Linked DNA regions of Homo sapiens: regions 1, 2, 3 and 4 are each linked to region 5. A link is a contact called in ENCODE Hi-C or POLR2A ChIA-PET data. All regions are on one chromosome and are shown on one strand. Each heading gives the region's core, a stretch centred on a gene start or an enhancer-like site at or near the end of the contact. The rest is flanking DNA. Distances are from core to core; before and after follow the strand shown. Region 1 holds the start of KIAA0930. Region 2 overlaps LINC00899 (long intergenic non-protein coding RNA 899). Region 3 overlaps LOC124905135 (collagen alpha-1(III) chain-like). Region 4 holds the start of LINC02939 (long intergenic non-protein coding RNA 2939). Region 5 holds the start of ATXN10 (ataxin 10).

The links. Hi-C counts contacts between places; a loop is a spot of excess contacts on that map. ChIA-PET counts read pairs that join two places held with the same protein, here RNA polymerase II (POLR2A). Pooled maps may share reads with other maps.
Region 1: a pooled map shows a loop between it and region 5 (5-fold over the local background). The contact joins the promoter of KIAA0930 here to the promoter of ATXN10 in region 5. A Hi-C loop is called at or near these places in 4 of 37 single-sample maps with no recorded cell type and 7 of 50 pooled maps. POLR2A ChIA-PET finds 5 or more read pairs at or near these places in 3 of 52 experiments (A673, Caco-2 and activated CD4-positive, alpha-beta T cell).
Region 2: a loop to region 5 is called in a map of CD8-positive, alpha-beta T cell, with 6 times the contacts of the local background. The contact joins the enhancer-like site here to the promoter of ATXN10 in region 5. A Hi-C loop is called at or near these places in 2 of 168 maps with a recorded cell type or tissue (CD8-positive, alpha-beta T cell and naive thymus-derived CD4-positive, alpha-beta T cell), 2 of 37 single-sample maps with no recorded cell type and 11 of 50 pooled maps. POLR2A ChIA-PET finds 5 or more read pairs at or near these places in 4 of 52 experiments (CD4-positive, alpha-beta T cell, PC-9, SK-N-SH and 1 more).
Region 3: a loop to region 5 is called in a map of sigmoid colon, with 3 times the contacts of the local background. The contact joins the enhancer-like site here to the promoter of ATXN10 in region 5. A Hi-C loop is called at or near these places in 1 of 168 maps with a recorded cell type or tissue (sigmoid colon) and 10 of 50 pooled maps.
Region 4: a loop to region 5 is called in a pooled map, with 4 times the contacts of the local background. The contact joins the promoter of LINC02939 here to the promoter of ATXN10 in region 5. A Hi-C loop is called at or near these places in 1 of 37 single-sample maps with no recorded cell type and 3 of 50 pooled maps. POLR2A ChIA-PET finds 5 or more read pairs at or near these places in 1 of 52 experiments (CD4-positive, alpha-beta T cell).

Annotation. Positions count from the first base shown.
Region 1 is chr22:45,239,644-45,242,343 of GRCh38, reverse strand. It overlaps KIAA0930, which reads left to right and starts at 1,450. Exons shown (of 10, transcript NM_001009880.2): 1 at 1,450-1,704. The coding sequence starts at 1,641. RefSeq lists silencers at 1,127-1,326, 1,357-1,416, 1,577-1,636, 1,787-1,876.
Region 2 is chr22:46,039,531-46,042,230 of GRCh38, reverse strand. LINC00899 (long intergenic non-protein coding RNA 899) reads left to right here. Exons shown (of 4, transcript NR_027036.1): 4 at 1,179-2,324. LOC124905136 (a long non-coding RNA gene) reads right to left here. Exons shown (of 2, transcript XR_007068137.1): 2 at 1,794-2,700. Among named protein-coding and RNA genes, the nearest start is that of LINC00899, 4.0 kb to the left of the region's middle. Within about 2 kb of position 1,375, at least 6 of the 41 ENCODE cell types and tissues checked have a DNase peak (open chromatin) inside an H3K27ac peak, as active enhancers do.
Region 3 is chr22:46,107,938-46,110,637 of GRCh38, reverse strand. LOC124905135 (collagen alpha-1(III) chain-like) reads right to left here. Exons shown (of 2, transcript XM_047441696.1): 2 at 1-2,700. MIRLET7BHG (MIRLET7B host gene) reads right to left here. Exons shown (of 5, transcript NR_110479.1): 4 at 1,285-1,371; 5 at 1-874. Among named protein-coding and RNA genes, the nearest start is that of MIRLET7A3, 3.5 kb to the left of the region's middle. Within about 2 kb of position 1,322, at least 17 of the 41 ENCODE cell types and tissues checked have a DNase peak (open chromatin) inside an H3K27ac peak, as active enhancers do; they include sigmoid colon, where a contact is called at or near this core.
Region 4 is chr22:46,069,755-46,072,454 of GRCh38, reverse strand. It overlaps LINC02939 (long intergenic non-protein coding RNA 2939), which reads left to right and starts at 1,434. Exons shown (of 2, transcript NR_148973.1): 1 at 1,434-1,816. The region is part of intron 1 of LOC124905135 (collagen alpha-1(III) chain-like); the gene reads right to left. RefSeq lists silencers at 113-192, 363-452, 533-742, 873-952, 1,013-1,792 and an enhancer at 1-519.
Region 5 is chr22:45,670,580-45,673,279 of GRCh38, reverse strand. It overlaps ATXN10 (ataxin 10), which reads right to left and starts at 1,446. Exons shown (of 12, transcript NM_013236.4): 1 at 1,101-1,446. The coding sequence starts at 1,216. RefSeq lists silencers at 814-1,143, 1,474-1,523, 1,584-1,773.

The DNA of each region.
Region 1 (2,700 bases), core at 201-2,700, 430 kb after region 5:
CTGTCTCCCAGCTTGGAGTGCAGTGGCGGGATCTCGGCTCACTGCAGCCTCCGCCTCCCAGGTTCAAGCAATTCTCCTGCCTCAGCCTCCAGAGTAGCTGGGATTACAAATGTGTGCTACCATGCCCGGCTAATTTTTGTATTTTTAGTAGAGATGGGGTTTCACCATTTTAGCCAGGCTGTTCTGGAACTCCTAACCTCAGGCAATCCACCTACCTCGGCCTCCCAAAGTGTTGGGATTACAGGCATGAGCCACTGTGCCCAGCCTGCAGCCCATATCTATTTATTGGGCATCTAATGTGTGCCAGGCAATGTTCTGGGTACTGAGACAACAGCTGTGTAGTAGACAGGCCCCTCCCTCGGTAGAGAAGAGAACAAGTGAACCCATAGGTATCCAATGTGTCGGGAGGAGGTAAGTGTCACCCTGTGAAGGAGAAACAGACTAAGGGAAGAGAGAGGGAGGGAAGGCGGTCAGGGGAGTTTCTTTGAGGATGTGACACTCGGGACACAAAGGAAGCAAGTTACACAGGAATGGGGAGAAGAGGACTCCAGACAGGGGAAAGGGGGACCTTGATGGGTCTGGGGTCCACACACAGGCTGTGAATGCAGGGAGTGATGTAGATTTAGCTTTGGAGAGACCTGGAAATCAATGCTGGTCTCTCCATCTCCCCCTGTTCTTGGAAATGGACCACCAGGCGTGAGGTTTGGGGAGGCCACTGGCTGCTTCTCCGGTGTCTTCCTGTATCAGCCACAACTAGCACACGGAGGGATGCTGGCCAGACCTGGCTTCATCAGGATGACACGCCCAGCTAACCTCATACCTCCCCCTTCATCAACACTCCCCCATGTTGGGGAGGCAAGGCAGGGAAAGGTCCCCCATGGTGCAGCTGAGGAAATGGAGGCGCAACACTCTGCACTGTGCCAGGTGCAGAGGAGGGGGGCCGGAAGGGCTTTGCCACGGTGTCCCCCAGGAGACCACCTTCTGGGAGCAGGTGACCTCTTGAGGGGTTCTGCGGAGGAAGTTCCCAGAAGTCAGCCGAGGGGACTTGGTGGAGGTGGCAACGCACAGGGCGGGTGACAAAGTACACATCCCGTGGGGTAGCAGCGGGGGAGGGGAGAGGTGCCCTGAAGGGGCGGCGGGAGGGGCTCAGAGGCGTGATCCCGTTGGTGGGGCGTTTAGGACCTTGGGTGGAGGCGGGACCCCGCGAGCGGTTTGAGGGAGGCTGTCCTGGGCATCCGAAGATTGGCGGAGACTGGCCGTTTGGAAGTGGGCGGGGCAAGGGAGGTCAGGGGGCGGGGCCAGGGAGCCGGGGTGGGTCCGGGCCGTTCAGAGGCGGGGCGGGAGGGGACAGGGGCGGGGCCGGGGCGGGGAAGGGGCGGGGCCGGACCGGGGCCGGGCCGGGCCGGGGCGGGGCGAGCGGAGCCGGGGGCGCGCGGGCGGCGGCGGCGCGGAGGTGCGCTCGCCGGTGCTGTGTTTGGCGGGTGGTGGCGGCGGCGGCGGCGACGGCGACGCGCACAGAGGCGGACTGTGGCTTCCTTGGTGCTCGCGGCGGGCTGCGGGCCGGGCCGCCCGCCCTCCCCGCCGCCGCCGCCCCCGAGCCTGCGGGCGGCGCCGAGGCCGAGGAGCGCTCGCTGCAGCACATGCTGCGTGCCATAGCGGAGGAGCGCGGCCGTCTTAGCCTGCGCCGCGAGGTCTGCGGCCTCGGTGAGTGGGACCCGGGGGCGAGGCCGGGCCGGGAGAGGTGAGCGTCTCCGGGGCCGCCTCTGCGCGTCCGTGTTTCTGTGCGCCCCGCGCATCTCTGTCTCTGCGCGGGTGTCGTGGTCTCTGGGTCTGCCTGGGTACCCTGTCTTCCTCCATGGCCCCCCCCCCACCGTCCCTGCATCTGGGTCTGTCTCTGCTTTCCGTCCGACGAGCGCCCCGCACCCCTGTGCCCGGGTCTCATTCGGCGTCTCCCCCTGTCAGTCCGTCCGGGTGTCTGTCTCATCTTCCTCCTTCTTCTTCGTGTCTCTGCGGGTCTTCTTCCTTCTCCAGGAAGCCCGCCCCGGGCCCTCAGCACCGCGGTAGGGAGTGTGGGCGTGGGATCTGGGTACACCCTTAGCCCAGCGCGGCAGGGTCGGGCCCTCGTTGGGCTCTGGGTGGACCTCGCTGCGAGCGTGCCCTGGCCACTGTCTCCTGCTACCCGAAGCCTTTGTCTTTCCGCACCCACCGGCCCCTCTCATCCCTTAGCTGTATCCAGGGACCTGTTGGGCAATGGCCCCCCGAACCCGCCCGCTTGGCTGAGGGGCAGGGCCTGCTGCCTCTCGGTGTGATTCTGGGCTTTAAGTCATGGATCTGCTGGGGGGCGTGGGATGGGGGTGCCTCGTATTGTTTGGAAGGGCCTGGGACTGCAGGTGTGGGTGGGGTCTCCCAGCCAGTGAGGTAATCCATTACTGATGGATCATGCCCAGACTGAAGCCCAGGAGAAGCCCCCTCTTTTGTCGTCTCAGGTTCGTCATTTTCTCCATGGAAAAGACCCCTCCCTCCTCCGTGCAGGGAATGACTTCATACCACATTGTCAGCCACCCCCCACCCCACCCCCAGGCTAGGCTGGGGATTTCTGAGGGGGTGACAGCATTGCTGAGTACGGAATGTCAGCCTTCCAGATTCACCCCTTCATTCACCGTTGGGGAAACTGAGTCCCAGAGAACAAGTGCATCCCCC
Region 2 (2,700 bases), core at 126-2,625, 370 kb before region 5:
TGAGCCAACGTGCCCAGCTGATTTTTATATTTCTTTTACTAAATTCTGTTTACAGAAATAATTCCAGATTCTATGTAAGATACAAATATTTTAACTGAAGATCATTGTATTTAGGGAAAATGTTCACCTTTAAGAGACAGGGGCTGGGCGTTGTGGCTCACGCCTGTAATCCCAGCACTTTGGGAGGCCGAGGCTGGTGGATCGCACGAGCCCAGGAATTCCAGACCAGCCTGGGCAACACGGCGAAACCCTGTCTATGCAAAATATACAAAAATTAGCCAAGCATGGGGGTGTGCACCTGTAACTCCCAGCTACTCCAGAGGCTGAGGTGGGAAGACTGCTCAAGCCCGGGAGGTCAAAGCTGCAGTGAGAGACCTTGTCTTAAATACAAACAGGCAGGAAGTCGTTATAAGCATAATACAATCCTGGATGTTGGAATCATCCCTGTCCAGCCTTGGCTCTGCCACGTGGGTGCTGAATGCTGCCTCAGGGACCCTGGTGCCCAGCTCCCACCTGCAGGGTGTTCTGAGGAGCCAGCACGCTGGGAGGGCCTAGCAGGAGATGTGGCATGAACCAGGTATTCGATAAATAAAAAGTGCCTTTGATTGTCACGTTTATCATTTGACATGTAGGCACAGGTGCAGTTTGATTATTTTTAATGTAAGTCTATTTTATCTCTTCCCGTTATAAAAGCAATACACACTGTGATAGACGGTTTGGAGAATTCAGGAAAGAAAAAGAAAAAGAAAAAAAATTCCTCCTAGGCCCTCTGCTCCAGAGCCTCCAGCCGTCACATGACAGTGTATTTCTTTACAATTACAGAAATAGATACGTGACTGTTACATTTTGAAACTTTTTCTTTTACCTTGACTTATTTTTAAATAGAAACACTAGTGAGGCCCCACAGAACTGAGCAGAACTAATGGCCCCCCATGTGGTGGAATAGTTCTGAGCTGGCCCCACTTTGGATGCAGCCTTCCCCGGCAAGTCTAAACCCAGTCTCTGTGGCTGCCTGTTCACAGGGACCGTGGACTGTGATGTTTACAGTACGAAAGCACTGGGAGAGAACGCTACATCACAAAGTGTCCTTAACCTGCTGCCGCCTCAGCTTTCCCATTTGTGACTTGGTTAAAAAAAATTTTTTTGACAGTTTTAAGCTCTTATTTTAATTTCCACAGGCTGTTGTAGAATCTGCTCAGCCAGGGAGGGGAAAGGAGTCGGCAATCAGGTCTCCTCCTGGGCACCTTTGTGAGGCCAGCTGGCGAGAGTGGGGGGTGACACTGAGGTCCCAGCAGCTCCAAATGCAGGCAGAGCCCTGTCCTCAGAGAAGGTCACAGCCTAGCCAAGCCCAGCCAGGTGGATGGGCCCACGGAACGCACAGGAACCTGGAACGGAGGTTGAAAGCAGGAAGCACAGTCTGTGACTCCCCAGCCCACTCTGCATTCGACCACTTGGGGCCCAGAAGCTTCAGGAAAGGTGCACAAGGTCACTGGGTCCCAGTACTCCCAACAGGAAGGTCTGGTCCAGGGACAGGGCTCTTCCCGACTCCCCTTAGCCACACGCACCAGAAGTTCTGCAGTGCCCAGTGGGCATAGCAGTCCCCAAGAATGACCCAGCACTGAAGCTGAGCCAAAGAACTTGGGGAGCGAGCCACACCCCCTCACTCCCTCTTCGCCTGCTCCAGACTTGCCAGGCGGTTGCTTTTCGTGGGAACCGGGATGTCCTCACCACCCTGTCCAGGGCCCAGCCCCATGTCCCTGGCCTGCTACAGCTGGAAAAAAAAAAGAGAGATGTTTGTTTTTATTTGTTTATAAAAAGAAAAGTGTTATATATATAACATATTATACCTCATGAATACATACAATTATTTGTCAATTAACAATAAAGAAAAATACAGCAAGCAAAAAAGACTCTCTTCCACAAAAATAGTGTTCATTACAGAAAAGTACAAAAAAAAAAAAAAAAAACTAAGAGGATATTTAGAATTAAGAAAAAACTAAGAGGGTATTTAGAATTAAAAAATAAAAAGAAAACAATTACCCATGAGGTAATTACTGAATGCATTTGGTTGAAAGTCCTTCTGCTATATTTTCCAAACTGTATGTGTATATATGTGCGCATGCATATATGTGTTTGTGTGTGTGTACACATATCTATATGAATGGACCATATCGTAAGTTATAAATGCATACATATATTCATGTATATATAATCATTAGATCATACTATAGGTTATTTTACAGTCTTTTTGTTGAATACGTTGTGAGCATTTTATGTCATTATTTTCTACAAGATTTGAAAAATAAAGTATAAATACCAGTTAATTTTTGAAATCAACCTTATTAAGGAATAAGTTCCATGCAGCAAAATCCCTTTCACCTCTACTGTTCGATGAGTTTTGACAATGTATGCAACCGTGACATGTATCACCACGATCAAGAAAGAAAACATCACCACAAAATGTTCCCTAGAGCCCCTTGCAGGCAGTCTCTGACTTCCTGGCAGCCAGCAATCTGAATCCAACCACCGTAGATCAGTTTCAATTTATTAAAAAAAAATTTTAACTCATGGAGTATGAACTCTTGCTCGGGATCCTGCTATCTATGTTGTTGAGTTTATCAATAGCCCATTCCTTTTTACTGCTACGTGATATTTTATCATATGCCTATTGACATTTGTTTACCCACTCACATACTGATG
Region 3 (2,700 bases), core at 73-2,572, 440 kb before region 5:
CATCCCAGCTCCTCTGAGCTGAGGCTGACTCAGGCTGTCGCACACCTCATGATCAGCTCCCAGTCAGGTGGTCCACCCTGAGTGTCCCTGCGTCTGCCCCCATCTGCACCCCCGGGAGGTGCCTTGGGGGAGGCTGTGGGGTGGGTTGCACCCTAAGCACGCACTCTGGGCTCCTGACTTAATCTCTGAGACCCCCACCCCCTCAGGCTGGACTGGCCACCTGGGCTGGCTGGGTCCCCTCACACCTACTGGGTTCTGACTCATGGTCCCAGCAGGCTAAAAAGGGGGTGGGGCAGGACAGCCCAGTGGGCGGAGCTGTGAGAATCCAGGCCGGCCTCTGGGCTATGCTCTGGGCAGGTCTCATGCCCTCGTGAGCCGTGGTCTCCCCACTGAGGCAAGGGGTCAGCTGCCAGGGCCCCCGTCATCAGCCATCGGAGCTGGAGTGCAGGTGGGGACCACCATACTGATTCCAATGGCCCCAGCCTGGCCCCCACAGGTCCCCCAGGCCAGGACTTCAGCCTCCTAGAGCCTACAGTGCTCACCATGGGGGGACCCAGCCCACAGGTCGGGCTCTATAACGTGTGGCAGAGACAGAATGGGAGACAGGCCCCTAGTCCACCCTGGTCGTCACCACAAGTGCCCTCCCCCTGGGCCCCCAGCCCCACCTGGGAGAAGCAGATGTGACTCAGTTTCCCTCATTCGGCCTTTCTCGTTCTGGGCTAGACTTACCCAGGTGGCATCTTGAGTCATCCTGGGCGATGGCAGGTGGCCTCGGGGCATGAGGGCTGCACTCCAGGATGCCCGGTGGCTAGGTGACAGGAGAGGCCAGCGCAGGAGCTTCTGTCCCCAGGGAGTGCTCGAGGCAGGCTGGGCCCTGCAGACAGGCGGTGCACACAACAGAGCCCAGGGCCAGAGAGTGAGTCTTCAGGGTGTGGAGGTGAGGCTGAGCCTCTTCCACTCAGACGCCCTGCAATGAACCACGGCTCCTTCAGGCCCTGTCCAGCCTGAGGGGTGCACCACCAGGGTCAAAGATCACCATGCCCCAAGTGCACAGTGGGCAGATGAGGTGGGCCAACGGGGGGAGCTTGCTGGAAGAGTGGCGGGAAGACAAGAAGAGACATGGCTTCAGGGGAGGCCACAGCCTGGGCGAAGGTTTGGCTGTGAGACCATCAAGTCCCCACCTAAGGACCTCTGTGCCTGAGGGTGGGGCCTGGAGAGGACCGGGAGTGGCCTGGCTCTGAGATAGCCCTCCCTCCCTATCAGACCTCCCACGGCTCCTCCTACCTCCAGAGCCAGGATGGCAGGAGGCCCAGCTCACTGTGAGGAAGGCCAGCCCCAGGCAGGGGCTCCAGGTCAGCGCCACTTCTTGACCTGTTGGGTTTTAAAAACAAAAGTGACAAGTGTCAGCTCTGGAAGAGACGTGGCCTTACCCAGCTCTGAACCCCTTTGTGACCTTGGGCCTTGCCCAGCCGTCCCGCACCAGAACCGACACTCCAGCCTGGCCCGTCTCTCGCCTAGTGGCTCACCCACCCCTGTAAGGGCCTGGATGGAATGTGGAATGGCCTCCGTGGCCAGCCCTGTGTTGGACAATGCCAGGTCAGAGGGGACCAAGACCCAAGCCTGTCCTTGAGTGGTCAGTGGTCATGTCCCCCTGCTGGGAAGCCTGTGCCCTGCCAGGCTGGTGCCTGGATGCTCTAGGGCCCAGAGGAGGGCAGCAGGATGCACAGGGGGGACAGCCTGGTGCTGCTTTCCCGGGTGCCTGGCCTGTCAGCAGGTGGCTGGACTATGGAGGGAGGGGTTAAGCCCCCATTGCACCGAGGAGGATGCTGAGGGTCCAGGGGGGCTGTGGCTTCCCCTGGGACCCAGGACGAGGAAGGCTTGGGGTTCTCCCACGAGCGGAAACCCCCGGGAGGGGCCCACAGCATCCAGTCTGGGGCTGCAGGGCTTCGGCAAGGTCTTGTCCAGTGAATGAAAACTTCACCTCACGCCAGCCCATTCTGGCAGGAGTGCCCTTGCAGGGTGCGCACGGGGTGCAAAGGCCAGGGAGGTGCATCCAGGCAGGAAGGGATGTGGGTCCCCGGGGCTGAGCCCAAGACGCTGGATGGGAGCAGACATACCGTGGTTCCCTGCAGCCCTGTACCGTGTGACCTCGAGCAAGAGCAGCCCTGCTGGGGACCGGGAGAGTCACCCACCAGGCTATTGAGGGGCCTGTGGGGACACTGGGTGGGGGGTGCCCTTCCCTCCTCCTCCCTGAGCACCAGCCCTGCCCACGCTCCCAGCCAGCTAGGCCGTCTACCACTGTTGACACCCTCTCTACTGTCTCTGCCCCTCCCCAGCATGCCCGCAGCCCGGGCTCCCCCTCCAGCCTCCCAGAGCAGCAAGTGTCCCGGGCAGGCCTCTGCTCCCAGCATTGCCCTGGCCTGTCCCTCTGCCAGGCACAACCACCCTGCTTTTTCCTGCTCCTTTCCCCTGAGGGCCCTGTGTTCCCTGGTGAGTCCCAGCTCTGCCCGCAAGGCTCTAGGACTCGCATCTGGACCACCCAGGCCTGCAGTGGTCAGGGAGCCTGAATGTGGCAGTGCCCGCTCCGGGGGACTCTGAGGAGGGTGTATGGACACATTTCCTGCACACCCAACCCTGCTGTGCTCCACAGGACCAGGACACAGATGCTGTGACCTCAGCGGGCTCCACCCCCACCGCAGG
Region 4 (2,700 bases), core at 185-2,684, 400 kb before region 5:
CAGAGCGGTGCCAGTTCCCGCAACTCTTCGCAGGGTGGGACGGCTCTGGACTGCCGCGGGCGAAGCGCACGGCCCAGGCCCCACTTCCCCGGCCCCGCGCCGCGTCTCTCCTTGCCTTCGGGCTCCGGCTTCCCTGCGCTTAGCGACCCGACTGCGCCACAGAGTGGCCCGCAGGACCCGGTCACGGCGTCCGCGCGCCGCAAGGGACCTTTGTCCCAGACGAAAACGAAAGCGCGCCGGCCCCGGGACGCCCACGCCCTGCCGCGGAGAGCCCGGCCGGCGCGCCCCGCGACTTTCTCCAAGTTCACGTGCATTCCGGGGCGGGCGTCGCGAGCCAGGACTTGCAGGGCCGGGCCGTCGGGCGGGCGGTGGGTTGCAGGCGGGCTTGGGGACAGCCCGGCGGGGCGGGCCGGGGCACAATGGGCGCCGCCGGACGGGCGGGCGCGGGGACAGCGTGGGCCCGGCCGCCGCGCGGCCGCTCGTCTGGCGCTGCCCGGGCGCCGAATGCGGCGGCGGCTTGGCACAGACGCGCCGCGCGCCCGGTGCATGCTAATGGCCGGCGGCCGCGCCATGAATTATTCAGCAGCGGCGCGGAGAGGGCGAGCGCGGCGCGGAGGGCGACCCGGGCCGCGCGTCCCCCGCCGCTGCGAAGCCGCTGCGGCGACTTCCCAAACTTTCCCGGGTCGGCACCGAGGATGCGGCCCCCGCGGCGCCGCCGTCCCCGCCCGAGCGCGCCGGCCGCGCTTCCCCCGTTGCCGCCTATTTTATGTCTTTTGTCTCGGAGTTGGCACCTGTCCCAGAGAGCGCGTTTCCCTGCCCACCCCTTCGCCGCCGGATCGGAGCGGGGGAGGGAGTACGGGGAACCCAGGGAGGAGGGGACGGGGAAAGCAAGGCGCCTGCGGGCCCCGCAGCCCGCGGAGACCGCCCGAGAGCGGCGGCGGTGCCCGCGCGCCCGGGCACCCCTGTTCTGCGGGGAGGTCGCGGATGCAACCGCGCCCGGAATACCAACGAGGCCCCCCGCGGCCCCCGCCGTGCCCGCTGCGGGTGAAGACCGGGCGCCGCCCCTCCTGGGTTCCCCCTTCCACCGCCCCCCACCCCGGGACGGCGCGCGCGGGCGGGGCGGGCGGTGCGAGCAGCGGATTCGCCGCCCGGGCCCCGCGCCTCGCCCCGCAGCCCCGCGTGCGCGTCCCCGCGGGCACGCCGCCCCGGGCGCTCCCCTCCAGCGCGCCCCCGCCCCGCGGCCCCTCCCGCCGCCCGCCCCGGGCAAGGGCACCGCGTCGCGGAGACCCAGCGGCCTTCCGTTTCGCGCCCCGGGGCCCGCGCGGCCGAGGCGGGCGGGCGGGCGCGAGCTCCCGGCCCGGCCCGCCCCCGCCGCCCTGGCACCGAGGCGGCTGCTGGGGCGCGCTCGGCGGCTGCGCTCCAAGGCGCCGGCTGCCATGATTGCGGGCAGCGGGACGCGCGCGCACGCTCGGGCCCGGCTCTGGGACCCCTGGCTGACCGACGGTCCCTGCAGTCCCCGCAACCTGGTGCCCGCAGCCCCGAGCGCGCCGCGGACAGCGGTCAGGCTCTCCAGGCTCGTCCCCGCGGGGAACAGTGTGCGCTGCGGAGCTCTCGACGCGGCCCCGGGACAGCGCTCGGGGCCGACGGTGGCAGCGGGCTTCCCCCAGGGCGGAGCGCGCGCACGGGCAACCCCGCGGCGGCTTCCAGGACACCGCCGGCCCCGCGGAGCAAGGGGTGCCCAGAGGGGTGGGAGTCCGGACTCGGCACACGGGAGCCGGCCGGCGGAGGCAGGGGTCAGCGCACAGTGCCGGGAGATGTAAGAGGGGCGCGCAAGGTGCCTGGAGGAGTTGGGTTGGGGGGTGGTTCACGGTGCCCGGGGAGGCGTGGGATGGGCAGGGGCGCGGTGCCTGGAGCCGCTGCCCAGCTCCGAGCGCGCTCTCTTCCTTCCCGGTGGCAACAACTTCCTGCTTCCCCGACTCAGGGCACAGGAGCTTCGGGGAGAAGTTCAAGGCCACAGCTTTGCTCTCTCGGAGCCCGATGGCGACACTGCTGGCCCCGGGCCACACGGTTCCCTCCCAGGCCCTCCCGGTGGTTGAGACCGGCCGGCCTCTAGGGTCCGGACACGGGTTAGAATGCCAAGGAGGCCGCGGCGTCTTTTCCCGCCCGCTCCACAGAGGCGCCTGAGTGGTTCCCAAACCGCAGAGGGGCCGGCCTGGGCCTCCGGCTCTCGGGGACGCACGCGGACACAGAGTCACTATTCGCAGACCCCGTCCCCCTGCCCGAGCATGCCCTGGCCCAGAGCCGCATGGAGCTGATGTCCCCAGACGCCTGCGACGGCCCTTTGGCGGCCAGGGCCCGAGAGAAACAAGGCCTCCCGGGTCCCAACCCAATGTCTGTCTGTGCCTGTCTCCCCCCAACCCCCCGCCGCCGGCCTTGGCATTCTAACCAGTGTCCCTTGACGTCACATCTCGCCATTTCTGCCAACCAATTGAAACTTGCCCGTTGTCATAAAAATATATATACTTTTTATGCCATTGGTAAATTCAAAAGTTCCTCGTGTGCCCTGCTTCCCAGGAAACTTCATTTCACATTGGATTAGACTGCCCAGGAGGGCAACGCTGGGCTGGGGCAGCCGGGCAACTCTGCCAGGGCCTCGCTGCCCACTGAGCTGCCTTCCACAGCTCGCTAGACCCCCATGAT
Region 5 (2,700 bases), core at 197-2,696:
ATACCCCCACAGCTGTGTTATCTTGTACATACTAGTACAGGAGAGAGCAAGGACTTTCCATTTTCCTACCCCATCACCTAGCACAATAGCTGATACATGGGTAACTACCAATCAATGTGTTAAGTGATAATATCAGCTACATTTAGTGCTATGTACAGGTATGTCCTAAGGATTTAATATGCATTATATCTCATTTACTCCTTATGACACTATCACCAGGGAGGTACTGTTCAACTTTACTCCCATTAAATAGACAAGAAAACTGAGGCCCAGAGGACAGAACAAGATCAAACAAGCATTGACTGAGGGCTTCGCACATTTTATATTTTCACGTACTTTATTTCATTTATTCCTCTGTACAATCCAGCAACTAAGCTGTGTATTATAGTCCCATTTTTAGACAAGAATTCTAAGGCCTGGAGAAACTGCACAGTAACACGCAGCTTGCAAGGCCAGGAACCAAATCCACAACTGTCGACTCCTGGGCACCTTCTCTTTTTGCCTGGCTATCTTGCCCCTCAGTGGCATCAGGACTGGACTGGTCTCTCCAGGCCCGTGCTCTTCCACACTGCACAGAGCGCTGCCCCCAGGGCAGATGGTGCAGCCTGGGCTCTAACGCCGAGGAGAAAGGAGTGCCAGTCCCACTCCATGCCTAGAGACTGCCATCCCCGCAACTGCCCAATTCCCGCGTCCGTAACACGGGTCTCTCCCGCTAAAACACACGCTTTATGACTCTGGGGGCCGCGTGGGTCTTGCAGCCAGGGCCTGGCGCAGCCCTCGCACATGACAGGGGAGGCCTAACCGTGTGTTGGGTCAACATCACCGGCACGCCGCGGCAAGGGCTCCCGGGATCGCGGCTTCGCACCCGGACTGGCTGCGGTGGGGGAGCGGGGCGCCCGCCCCAGGCCCCGCGGGGACCCACGAGCACGAGGCGGTGCCTGGGAGTCGGGAGGCCTGGGTGGCGCTCAGGCAGCCCGCGCAGGCCTCGCCCTCCGCGTCTCCAGCGAGGCGGGGGCGGCGCCTGGGTCCAGGCCGGGGCCGCCGCGGGAGTCCCGGCCGCCCTCCCCTGCCCGGGGCAGCCCCCCGGCCGGACCCGTTACCGGTTCCGCTGCTCTTTGAAGAGCGCCGTGAGCGCGCGCAGGGCCTCCAGGTCTTGGATGGGCGCCGGCACCATGACGCCCGACAGCCTGGCAGGCGGCGGCCTGGGCGCCGCCATCTTGCCGCTCACAGCTGGGTCGAGCCTGACGAGGAGGAGGAAGGCGAGGAGGACGAAGGGGGAGGATGACGAGGAGGGAGGAGTAGGATGGCGAGGAGGAAGGGGGAGGCCTCGCCCTACACAGCCCTAACCGCCGCCGCCGCTGCAGCCCGCGCTGCCCTGAAGCTGCGCCGCCGCCGGAGAGCTCTAGGCTGAGCCCAGACTCGCCTCAGGCGGGAGGAGGAGACGGCGCCGCGGGGGAGGGGGCGCCGGCGGAAGTCCCGCCTGAGGGGAGGGGGCGCGGCGGAAGTTCTGGGTGAGAGCGGGGAGGGATGCTGGGGGTGATTGACTGGGAAGCGTCGCAGACGGGGCTCCTCCGAGGGGAGGGGACGCCGGGGGGAGGGGGACCTGTGTTGATGTGGCCGTAACAGGGTCTCGGTCTTGGGAGCGGGTATCGGGAACCAGAGGTTCACCCTGAGAAAGAGGGGCGCGTCCTATAGGAGGGTGCCCGCGGACAGAGGGGTCTCCCCCAGGGGAGGGGATCCGGGGGGTAAGGGGCCTGTGGAGGGTGGGGCCGTAACAAGGTCTCGGTCTTGGGAGCGGGTATCGGGGACAGAGGTTCACCTTGAGGAAGAGGGGCCCTCCTGTGGGAGGGGGCCCGCAGACAGAGTGGTCTCCCCCAGGGGAGGACATTCTGGGTGGAGGGGACCCTCTTGGGAGGAGACGCTGACTGAGGGTCTCGGGAACGAAGGGGGCCGGGCAGAGGCTCCCACTGCTAAGGCTGAAGACCTTGATCCCACTGCTCAAGTGGGTTGATCAGTGCCCCCGCCCGGGTCCACTGGAAGCTGGAGCGGTCTGTCACTAGCTTGCAAGTCTCAGGCCCTGAAAACGCACTTCCCAGTACTTACTGATCATTGCTGATCAATACCAGACCACTTACCAGGCACTTTGCCTCTAGTGAGTATACATTGCTCCAGCTCCTCAAAGCCTTAAAATACCGTTCGAAGTCAAGAAGCTAAGTTACACAGCAATAGGGTTAGAATTGTTTTTTTTCCTAAGGGAAATGAATATATTTCACAGGAATCAGACAAGGCTTCTCTAGCTGGTGTTGATAACTCACATATTTTCTTTCCACTGCCCTTTATTACAGTGTATATACTTTCAACAAAAATTGTTGCTAAGCCCTGCGCTAGGTGCTGGAGATGTAAAGATTAATAAAAGACAGTTCCAAACCTGAAGGAACCTCACAGACTATTGAGAAGGAGAGAAGCAAACATAACTGAGTATAGTTGTGAACTGCTATAACTGTACAAATTGCTGTGGGACCACTTAAAATATATAAATACATACCCTTTACATTCTGCTTGGAGGGTAGGAGTGTGCTTATAACATGGCGCTTTTAACATTCTTTGCTAAATAAAATGTAAAGATAACAATAAACACCACCAGAGTATGCAGAAAAAGTGAATCCTGGTGGGGCATGGTGGCTCATGCCTGTAATCCCA